2 separate regions of the Homo sapiens genome follow, and region 2 is linked to region 1. A link is a contact called in ENCODE Hi-C data. All regions are on one chromosome and are shown on one strand. The core of a region is the stretch at or near the end of the contact, and the rest is flanking DNA. Distances in the headings are between cores, read along the strand shown. Region 1 overlaps TMTC1 (transmembrane O-mannosyltransferase targeting cadherins 1). Region 2 overlaps TMTC1 (transmembrane O-mannosyltransferase targeting cadherins 1).

What was found. A loop is a pair of places that touch in the nucleus more often than their neighbours do. Pooled maps may share reads with other maps.
Region 2: a loop to region 1 is called in a map of Caco-2, with 1.9 times the contacts of the local background. The contact joins two enhancer-like sites. A Hi-C loop is called at or near these places in 1 of 168 maps with a recorded cell type or tissue (Caco-2) and 2 of 50 pooled maps.

What each region holds. Positions count from the first base shown.
Region 1 is chr12:29,550,488-29,555,165 of GRCh38, forward strand. The region is part of intron 10 of TMTC1 (transmembrane O-mannosyltransferase targeting cadherins 1); the gene reads right to left. The region is part of intron 5 of LOC105369714 (a long non-coding RNA gene); the gene reads left to right. Among named protein-coding and RNA genes, the nearest start is that of OVCH1, 55 kb to the left of the region's middle. Within about 2 kb of position 2,049, at least 4 of the 41 ENCODE cell types and tissues checked have a DNase peak (open chromatin) inside an H3K27ac peak, as active enhancers do.
Region 2 is chr12:29,707,987-29,712,664 of GRCh38, forward strand. All of the region lies in intron 5 of TMTC1 (transmembrane O-mannosyltransferase targeting cadherins 1), which reads right to left. Among named protein-coding and RNA genes, the nearest start is that of TMTC1, 74 kb to the right of the region's middle. RefSeq lists an enhancer at 2,043-2,587. Within about 2 kb of position 2,290, at least 10 of the 41 ENCODE cell types and tissues checked have a DNase peak (open chromatin) inside an H3K27ac peak, as active enhancers do.

The sequences.
Region 1 (4,678 bases), core at 799-3,298:
GGTCATAATCATGATCCCTTTAAAGTGTCAGCGGGAATGAGAGAGTGGGGAAAAGGGAAGGGAGGACAGAGGTAAGAGTTTAAGCTCAAAGAGGAGCATTTCGGAGTTCAAATGCTAGAGAATGACAAAGTCTGCATAATTAAAAAGCCAGTGGCCAGGCCATGTTGGTAAATGCTAAGGTAGAGCATAAATGGGGGGCCCTGAAGGGACAGAAGCACAGGAACTTGGTGATGGATCTTCTTGCTGAAGAGCGCAGCATAGTTTGGTGAGCAATGGAGAGTCACTGCCCTGGTGCTCAAGTCCCTGAGGATGATGGAAGAAGGTACAAGAAGTTGTGAAATGGCAGGGATGAGGATGGTGTTATGAGATGCTGGACTGGGCTTTAAAAGAGCAGGGAGATTGCATCACTGCACTCCAGCCTGGGGGAGAGAGTGGGACTCCATCTCAAAAAAAAAAAAAAAAAAAAAAAAAAAAAAAAAAAAAAGAGCAGGGAGACAGAGCTAGAGAGAAACAAACATGATTTGGACAAAGATGAAGGGGAGCAAGTGTAATGGGATTGGGACTAGAAGTAACTAAAGGTGGAGGGAACAGGTCACTACCACAGGGGTGCAGAGTGGGGGATAGAATTTCATGCTAAGAGGAGGATGCAGAAAATGCTCATCTGAAGCTGGTATACTAATGTGGTAGTAAGGGTGTTAAAAAGTTTTCTTTATCCATGTGGCTGGCATTGTCTACTCTCCGGGGCTTCAGTTAAAAGGTAGAGAAAAACTACTATCTTGAATGTATCAACTTCCTTTTTATGAAATAAAAGTTTGTGTGGCTAGTGCCAAAGGTATTAGGAAACATATCCCTAGCACTTAAAAGATAATGGTTACCCTTATTTCTGCCTCCTAATATTTTTTAGATATTCAATTTTCTAAAGGATCAGACTAAAGTAAATCAAATATATCCTGTTATCAAATTCATCTGCTATATAGTTCAATTATTGGACATTCCATTACATTTTCCCCTGAGTTTTGATTATAAGATTTATTGTAATACCTACCTAACACTCATATTCTATTATGTGAACAAAAGGTAGTTTTGGCAATAAGGGAGGTATGACATGGTTCTTCAAGAAGTTCTTTTTATATTCCATTTCAGTAATAAACACCAACAGCTATTTTAACAGAGCATTCACAGAAATATTTTTCCCATATCCTGAATTTAAATATTCTATTATATTCTGTTGAGCCATCAGGGACTTCCGCTCTGTTCATCCATAAAAAGTTCATGCTAATCTTGCCTATTTTCTTTCTTCTTTTTTTTTTTTTTTTGACATTTTAAATTCTAACCAAAGCCAACAAGAATTAATATAAATTAAGAATGCTGGCATGGAAAGCTGCTTCTTATCAACCTCTCACACTGTAAATGTGCTGCACAGCATCATGACATATTAGCTGCAAAGTCCAGTGAAATGGTCATAAAAGGGGCCAGATATATTTGGATAACACTCAGTGAAGTCTGCTGCTATGAATGGGTCTGAAGCCGTCTGTCATATAATTCCAAGAATTCAAATGAGTTGCTATAAGATTGCCTTGGATGCTCTGATAGAGTCACGTCTTATTTAGAGCTTCTGGCCTGGACAAAGACTCATATTTCTTTCGAAGTCAAGGTTATTAATAAACATCTGTGTTGTACAATATAGTAGCCACAAATTACATGTGGCTACTGAACACTTGAAATATGGCTGTCCTGAGATGTGCTGTAAGTGTAAAGCACACATTGCATTCCAAATATTTCATTTAAAAAAAAAAGAATGCACACCATCTCAGTAATATTTTCAATTTCTCACATTAAATTTTAAAAATTATGTTTTAATATTAATCACATGCTAAAATAATTTGAATACATTAGGGTTAAATAAATATTATTAAAAATAATTTCACTTTTTAAAATGTTTTAAAATCTGGCTACCTAAAAAAATGTAAATTACATGTATGGCTCTCATTTCTACTGGGCAGTGATGCTGCAGGCTGTAGCCCAGTTTTCAGGTGGGCCACAAGGAGGCAGTAGAGTGCGGTGGTTAGGGGCAGAAGGGCTAGAGCAGGTCTAGGTTCCATTCTGTGTCTTCTATTTCCTTACTAAAGGACTTTGGCATGTTACTTATTTTCTCCAAATCTTAGTTTCCTTATTAATCAAACAGGAATAATGATAGTGCTTCCTCTCAGGGATTATCAAATATAAACTGTTCACATCTAAAGAGATAACTTGGATTCTCAGAATGAGCATTAAGTTCCAGGTTATAAAGAAGGATACAATTTTTTAAAGTTAACTCAATAACTCAAAAGTTAACTCAATGGAGAAATCAATATTGTGTACATCTTAAAGTGAATAAATAGTAAAACAGATTAAGTCAAATCAAATTGAAAGTGTTTTTATCCTCTTCTTGCCTTTGACCCATTGCTATGGCTCAGAAATGTATTAAGGTAAGCAGAAATAAAGCTCAGTTATCTAAGTGCTATTTTCTGGGTCATCTCTCTCTGTTACTTAGCAACATAACTTCAGGGTGATGGAAATCAAATTTGCTGTTTCTTTAAGAGAGATGCAGGGTGGTCCTTTCTCCCAAAAGGCAATTGCATGCCATTAAACAGTCTAATATTATGTAATGTTTGGATTGGAAAGCTATTTGGGCACGTGGGTAATGGAAAGTGAACAGGAAAAGGAGTTCAAGGGTAGGGATTCAATCCTGGCTCTGCCATGGCCTGAGCCAAGGTCACATAAAACCTCTGAACTTTGGTTTCCTCACCGGTAAAATGGGGATGAGGAAGGCAATATATCTCCTAATAGATCGTTTTAAAGATTAAATAATGAATATTAAAAGAAACTTATCTGTAAACTGGAAAGCTTTTCAGAGTTAGCTCTTATCATTATTTTAATCTACTGAATTCTATGACTGACCTATGCTGAGATACAGCCACTTGGCTCTATGGTGTAACAGGCAAGAGGAGGTAAACAAGGATAACTTGTTTGGACCTCTGTTAACTTCTTAGGAGCTTGTTTTCTCTTCTTTCCTATTCACTGTAAAGACTCATTGTAAGGGCATCATGAAAAAAAAGGCACTCAGGAAACAGTAAAGTCTTATACAAATGTAAAGCATTGTTGTTGATTTGGATCATCATCAAGAATTGATTTTTACTGAAAAAGAGAAGGGGTAAAAAATCCTGTGTTGGTTACCCAATAACTCCTCTTACTGTGAAAAGTAGCCATTGCCAAGTTCCAAAATGCATTTTTAACTCACATGTACTAATTTAAGATGTTAGCAGTGATAAGATGAAAATTGAAAAAGGAAAGTTAGAGCATCCATCTTTTGCTCAGGTCTTAGCAAAATGAAACTTATAAGAATATCTGCCATTATTTTCAATTAGAGCCAAATTCAGCACCATATTATGATCATAACTGTAGAATAGCATTCCTAACAAGAAACGCCATTTTGTAGCCAAGCCTTTATATTTGGCTTCTATGGGTAAAATACTCATCTATATGATTTTTGAATGTAGCGCTATATAATCCAGGTACCCCAAAAGACATTTACAGGATTTTATATAACCAGTACGTTATTTGGGCTCTTAAGGAGGACATATACAGATGCAACAATGACTTATTAAAACACAAATCCTTAGAACTTCACATAAAGAAATACGTGCTCATAAAAGTAGCAGAGTGAAATAACAACATGATAATGATCTGTATCTAGCTATCTACAATAAGTAGATCTAATTTTTGTCACACTGTTTGATTTGCTATTTTTAAAAAGAGCCTCTTAGAACTAAAATATTTTTTCCACCACAGTTGTACACTTGTCTTCATTATCAGTTGTTTTTCCTTTCTTGTTTTTTTTTTAATACACAATTAGTTTTAATATCACTGTTAGTAGGGATTTGGGCATGGAAAAGGACTGTTGAATGTTCTTACTTTTAGCAAGACGTTAGCGAGTCTTTAGCAAGACTAAAAGTAAGAAAAAGCAGAGCAGTGTATTAAGGTGGGTCAAAGAAAATTACAAATTGTAGACTTAACGATAATTAAAACCTATATTGTGCTATACATATGCAAAGAAGCAGGCCAGACACAGTGTCTCATGCCTATAATCCCGGTACTTTGGGAGGCTGAGGCAGATGGATTGTTTTAGCCCAGGAGTTTGAGACCGGCCTGGGTGACATGGCAAAACCCCACTTCTACAAAAAATACAAAAAGCTTAGCCAGCCATGGGGGGGCATGCCTATAGTCCCACCTACTTGAGTCTGGGAGGCAGAGGTTGCAGCGAGCCATAATAACACCACTGAACTCTAGCCTGGGTGAATGAGCAAGACTCTGTCTCAAATATATACATGAAATAAAATATACATATAAAGAAGCACACCGAATGTGTTTTATTTTCTAGTCTATATTCTCCTCAGTCTTTCAGAGGCTCCTCTTATCCCATATAGGACCAATTTATTAGTCATACAGAAAGGAATCCAATGTAAGACCTATGTTTCAGTATACTAGGATCCAAATGTTGCCAATTTATCAGCTCTAAAATTTATTCAAGAAAAATTTTACATCAATTGATTTTATATTTCACTGCTTCACAATCTATAAAGGGTTTAGGATTCAGTTCCAACATCCTTTTTTTTTTTTTTTTTTTTTGAGACAGAGT
Region 2 (4,678 bases), core at 1,040-3,539, 160 kb after region 1:
TGAACCCCTGCTGAGAAACGAGGTACTCTGAGGAGACACAAGATGTCCTCATTCAAGGAATATTGCTTAAGATCTTTTCATATGCCAGGCAGTGTGCCCAGTACTGTGGGATATGTCAGGGAAGGAAACAAGACAAGCCTTGACCTCCAGAAGGATACAACACACAAATGCATACAGAAAATGTGATAACAGCTAAAACAGAAAAGCACAGAATTGCAGAATGAATATATAATGAGGTGCTCTGATTCACTTTGCTTTACTCTGGTACTGTGCCTGGCACAAGATTTTAATAAATGAATGAGTGAATACAGCCAGGGAATGATAAATTAAAGAAAGCTACCACAAAACTTAATGCACTTTATTTATTAAATAAATGCACATGAACAGCGCAGAGCAAATGTCTCTTATAATAGACACCAAAAGTCAGAGGAACAAATAATTTGTCGAAGTCACTTCAGAGATCATCCAAAACACTAGCTCTTAACCACTGAGCCCCCTTTGAAAATCTAAAAACAAACCAATATTGCACACAATGGAATTCTCTAAAGCCCATTGACTCCCAGTTTTAAAGTATTTTACCCATAAAGCCCACTTCAGGACAGAGCCACAATGCACATTTCCAAACAGTGCTTCAGGATACCCAAAGTCAACACCAACTGCTGACTGGCAGGTCCTTGGGAAAACTTGCGTTTGTTAAATACATTCTAAAGACAAGATATTTTCCATGCCAGAAGCACACACAAACCCAAATATCAACCTAGAATGTACCGTCTTGAGCCCTTAGGCTAACCTGTTTTTATATAATAGGAGATAGAGCCTCTGCAACAAGAGAGATTCCCAAAGTTTGAAGCTTTGCAGTTGAAATGAGCATCTAAAATCAAGGGCCAAGTCCCAACAAAATTTCGTCTCGATTTTCTTCTGAGAAAATGAAGTAATTTCTTATTCTCCTAAACATAGGAGTATAAGAAAATATTGTTTTGTCAAGAGAATATCCTTTCAGACTAGTTCTACAACGAGAGAAAAATCACCAAGAAAGGATATTGAACAAGAGTCAAATGCCAAGATGAAGAATATATTTTTAAATACTGTTTTTGTTTATTTTTGCACTATATATCAGAAAACAAAATACTCTATTCCATCTATAACACACTCAAAAAGCAAGTATAATAAGAGGCAATTAAATTTCAATATTTGGAGAAAAGTTTCAGAGATTGGCAACAGTGTTGCAGTGGGGTGATGTTGTCAGACTGCCTGGATTCAAATGCTGACATCACCAGGTGTGACCTTAAGCTAATGGCATTTGGCTTCTCAGAGCCTCAGCCAGTCTTCTGCAAAATGGAAATAATAAAAATTTTAACAACAACTTCATAGGGCTGTGTGTATATTAAGTGAGATAATTCACTTAAAAAAGCTTCAGAGCAATACCCAGAGAGCTAAGAAAAACAAAACAATACATTGGGTAAGAAAGTGAAAAGGAAGAAAAGAAAAAATATTTCCACATTAACACAAATAAGAAAGAACAATACATTTCCATGTTCCACTTTTAAAATACAAGTACATTCAGATAAAAATTTTGAAAAAAAAAATTCACAGATTTTCTAAATAAACAGAAAAAACTGGAAAAGAAATCAGAAAAAAATCCCACTTCCATAAGCCTCTCTCTCTTTTCTCTGGCCTTCTTTCCTGGGTAGGAACAAGATGCCAGATGGTAATGCACCAATCACAACTTGACAACACTTTTCTAGATATGCCTCTGCTTTCCAAAATGTGTTTAAAATTTGTTTAATGCCTTTATATTTACAGGTGTTTTAAAAGGCTTTTAATAATTCGTCTTACTCTTTACTGTGCACTAACCTGTAGGATAGGTTTCTTGAGGTTGCTATAGGAGTTTAACTATAGAGATGAAAACAGGGAAAAGCCTAAAGTGCTTTCCAATCGCAGAACATGAGTCTCACCATCATTTGAGAGAAAATAAAGCCGAGAGAAAATCCATAGCACATGGGAGGCAAACACCTTGCCAAAAAGTGAAATGACCAGCCAAAGTTAGGTTGTTCTGATACTGCTATACCCTGTTAGACTCACTGGTAATGGGTCTCTATCTGTCTCTAGTCAAACAATCAGTACGTAGAGTCTATTTCTGTTTTCTCGTTTGTTTCCCTCTTTTCTACTGAACAGCGTTCTTTAATCAAGCAGCTGCCACAATCTAACTGGCTTTCAGACTGAGCTACTCCAAACACAGCCTGAACCACTTTGCCGGGGTCTGCAGGAAATCTCCAGGCCTGTTAGGACACAGCAGATCTTTTGTAAGTCACTTTGGCTGCTCTTGCTCCCAGCTGCATGCCAATTAGTCTGCAGGCTGCTCTTTCCTTGCAGCCATTGGAACCACACTCCTATTTCAGGGATCTCTCAGGAAACATGTGGCTGAGAAACCAAATAAGGCGGATGCCTAGTATTTGTCATCAACCTAGATCACAAATGTCCTTGTCATGATCTACCTGAACCTTTAGAAGATGATTTTTAAAGAAGGATATATATATATAAAATATATATATCCTTATATATAATATATATAAAATATTGTATATAATGTATATATATTTATATTTATTATACTTATAATTTTTTATATTTATATTTATATTTTTATATTTATGTTATAATTTTTATATTTATATTATTTTTATATTTATATATTTATAATTTTATATATTTATAAATATGTATTTATAATTTTATATATTATTAAACGTATTTATATTTATAATCTATTTATATTATATATTTATATTAATAATAAATATATTAATACATAATGTATTTATATATAATATAATGTTTATATAATATAAATATATTAATAATATATAAATATATTAATTATATTATTATAAATTATATTATTAATATATAAATATATTAATAATATATAAATATATATAAATATATTAATAATATATAAATATATATATAAATATATTAATAATATATAAATATATATATATTTTTTCCCCCTCAGAGCAGGGTCTCACTCTATCACCCAGGCTGGAGTGCAGTGGTGCAATCATAGCTCACTGCAGCCTCAAACTCCATGGTTCAAACGATCCTCTTGTCTCGACCTCCCAAGTAGCTAGGACTATGGGCATGCACCACCATGCCTGGGTATTTATTATTTTTGTAGAGACAGGGTCTCACTGTGTGCCCAGGCTGGTCTCAAACTCCTGGCCTCAAGCAATCCTTCTGCCTCAGATTCCCAAAATACTGGGATTATCCACTTGAGCCACTGCACAGGGCTACAGTTAATGTTTTTAACAGGTAAGAAAGAAAATGTATTCAGGAACAAGTTTCATGTGATAATTTGGAAAGGGAGACTATAAGGGATTATTAAAGTAAAACAGTCTCTATGAGTTCAAATTTTGCTTTTAGCACTTTGCTTTCCTTTCCTCTTAGACATATTGATTTATACTGTGTACATTATCCTCCATGTGCCAAAACCAAAAATTAAGGATGCTGACCTAGGACGGGTGTTGGTGTCATTGGTTAAACTCAGACCGTAAAACTGCAGCTGGCACTACATTTCTAACATTGTTATAACAAAGTGAGGAGGACTGAACAGTTGAAGCAGATGTTGGAGATGTTCAGGGATTTGGGGCCCAGAGGCAGGACTTTAAAAAGCTGCTGAAATTCCTCATCCAATTAATTGGCAAAGAGCTCTGAGAGTCACTTTAAAGAGCAACCCTGGCTGGGTGTGGTGGCTCATGCCTGTAATCCCAGCACTTTGGGGGGCCAAGGCAGGCAGATCATGAGGTCAGGAGATCGAGACCATCCTGGCTAACACAGTGAAACCCCGTCTCTACTAAAAATACAAAAAAAATTAGCCGAGCATGGTGGTGAGTGCCTGTAGTCCCAACTACTCGGGAGGCTGAGGCAGGAGAATGGCGTGAACCCAGGAGGCAGAGCTTGCAGTGAGCCCAGATCGTGCCACTGCACTCCAGCCTGGGAGACAGAGCAAGACTCCATCTCAAAAAAAAAAAAAAAAAAAAAAAAAAAAAGAGCAACCCAGCATCAGCAGGTCATCTTTGGGAAGCTCTTCATCAGGGGACACTGCTCTCCAGCTCTCCAATATAACGCAAACTTCCCCTCAACTACATCCGATGTGGAAGAAAGTTCCCCAAATTAACCAGCCTGCTCACTTCAGGGTGTTTATCTTACATTATGTTGAACAACCACTAACACTGTGGTCGTATATGTGTGCAAACCACTTTTTATGTAAAACACTCATTAAAATATTCAAATGTTCAAACAGGCTAACACCTCAAGAAAACATCTAACCACAACATGTGCTGTCTTAATAAGAATTAATTATTTTCCCAATCTATCACCTTCCATTTACCAATGCAGCAATTACCAAACAACAGTGTTAAAGGTCCCTTTACGCTAAAATATTACTGAGAAAAGAATTTGTAAGTGTATGATATCTAAGAGAAAAGTTTTTAAAAATTTATTAATGCATTAAAATAATCTATTGTCTATTAAAACATTTTATTTTAAAAATCTATATTTCTTAAAATGAAGAAAATTAGTGAAAAGAATATAATTTTAAAGAATATTTTTGAAAATCTCTTTAAATATCTGGCTTAATCCAGGAGAATAGAAGCTGAATTCCCATATTTCCTTCTAC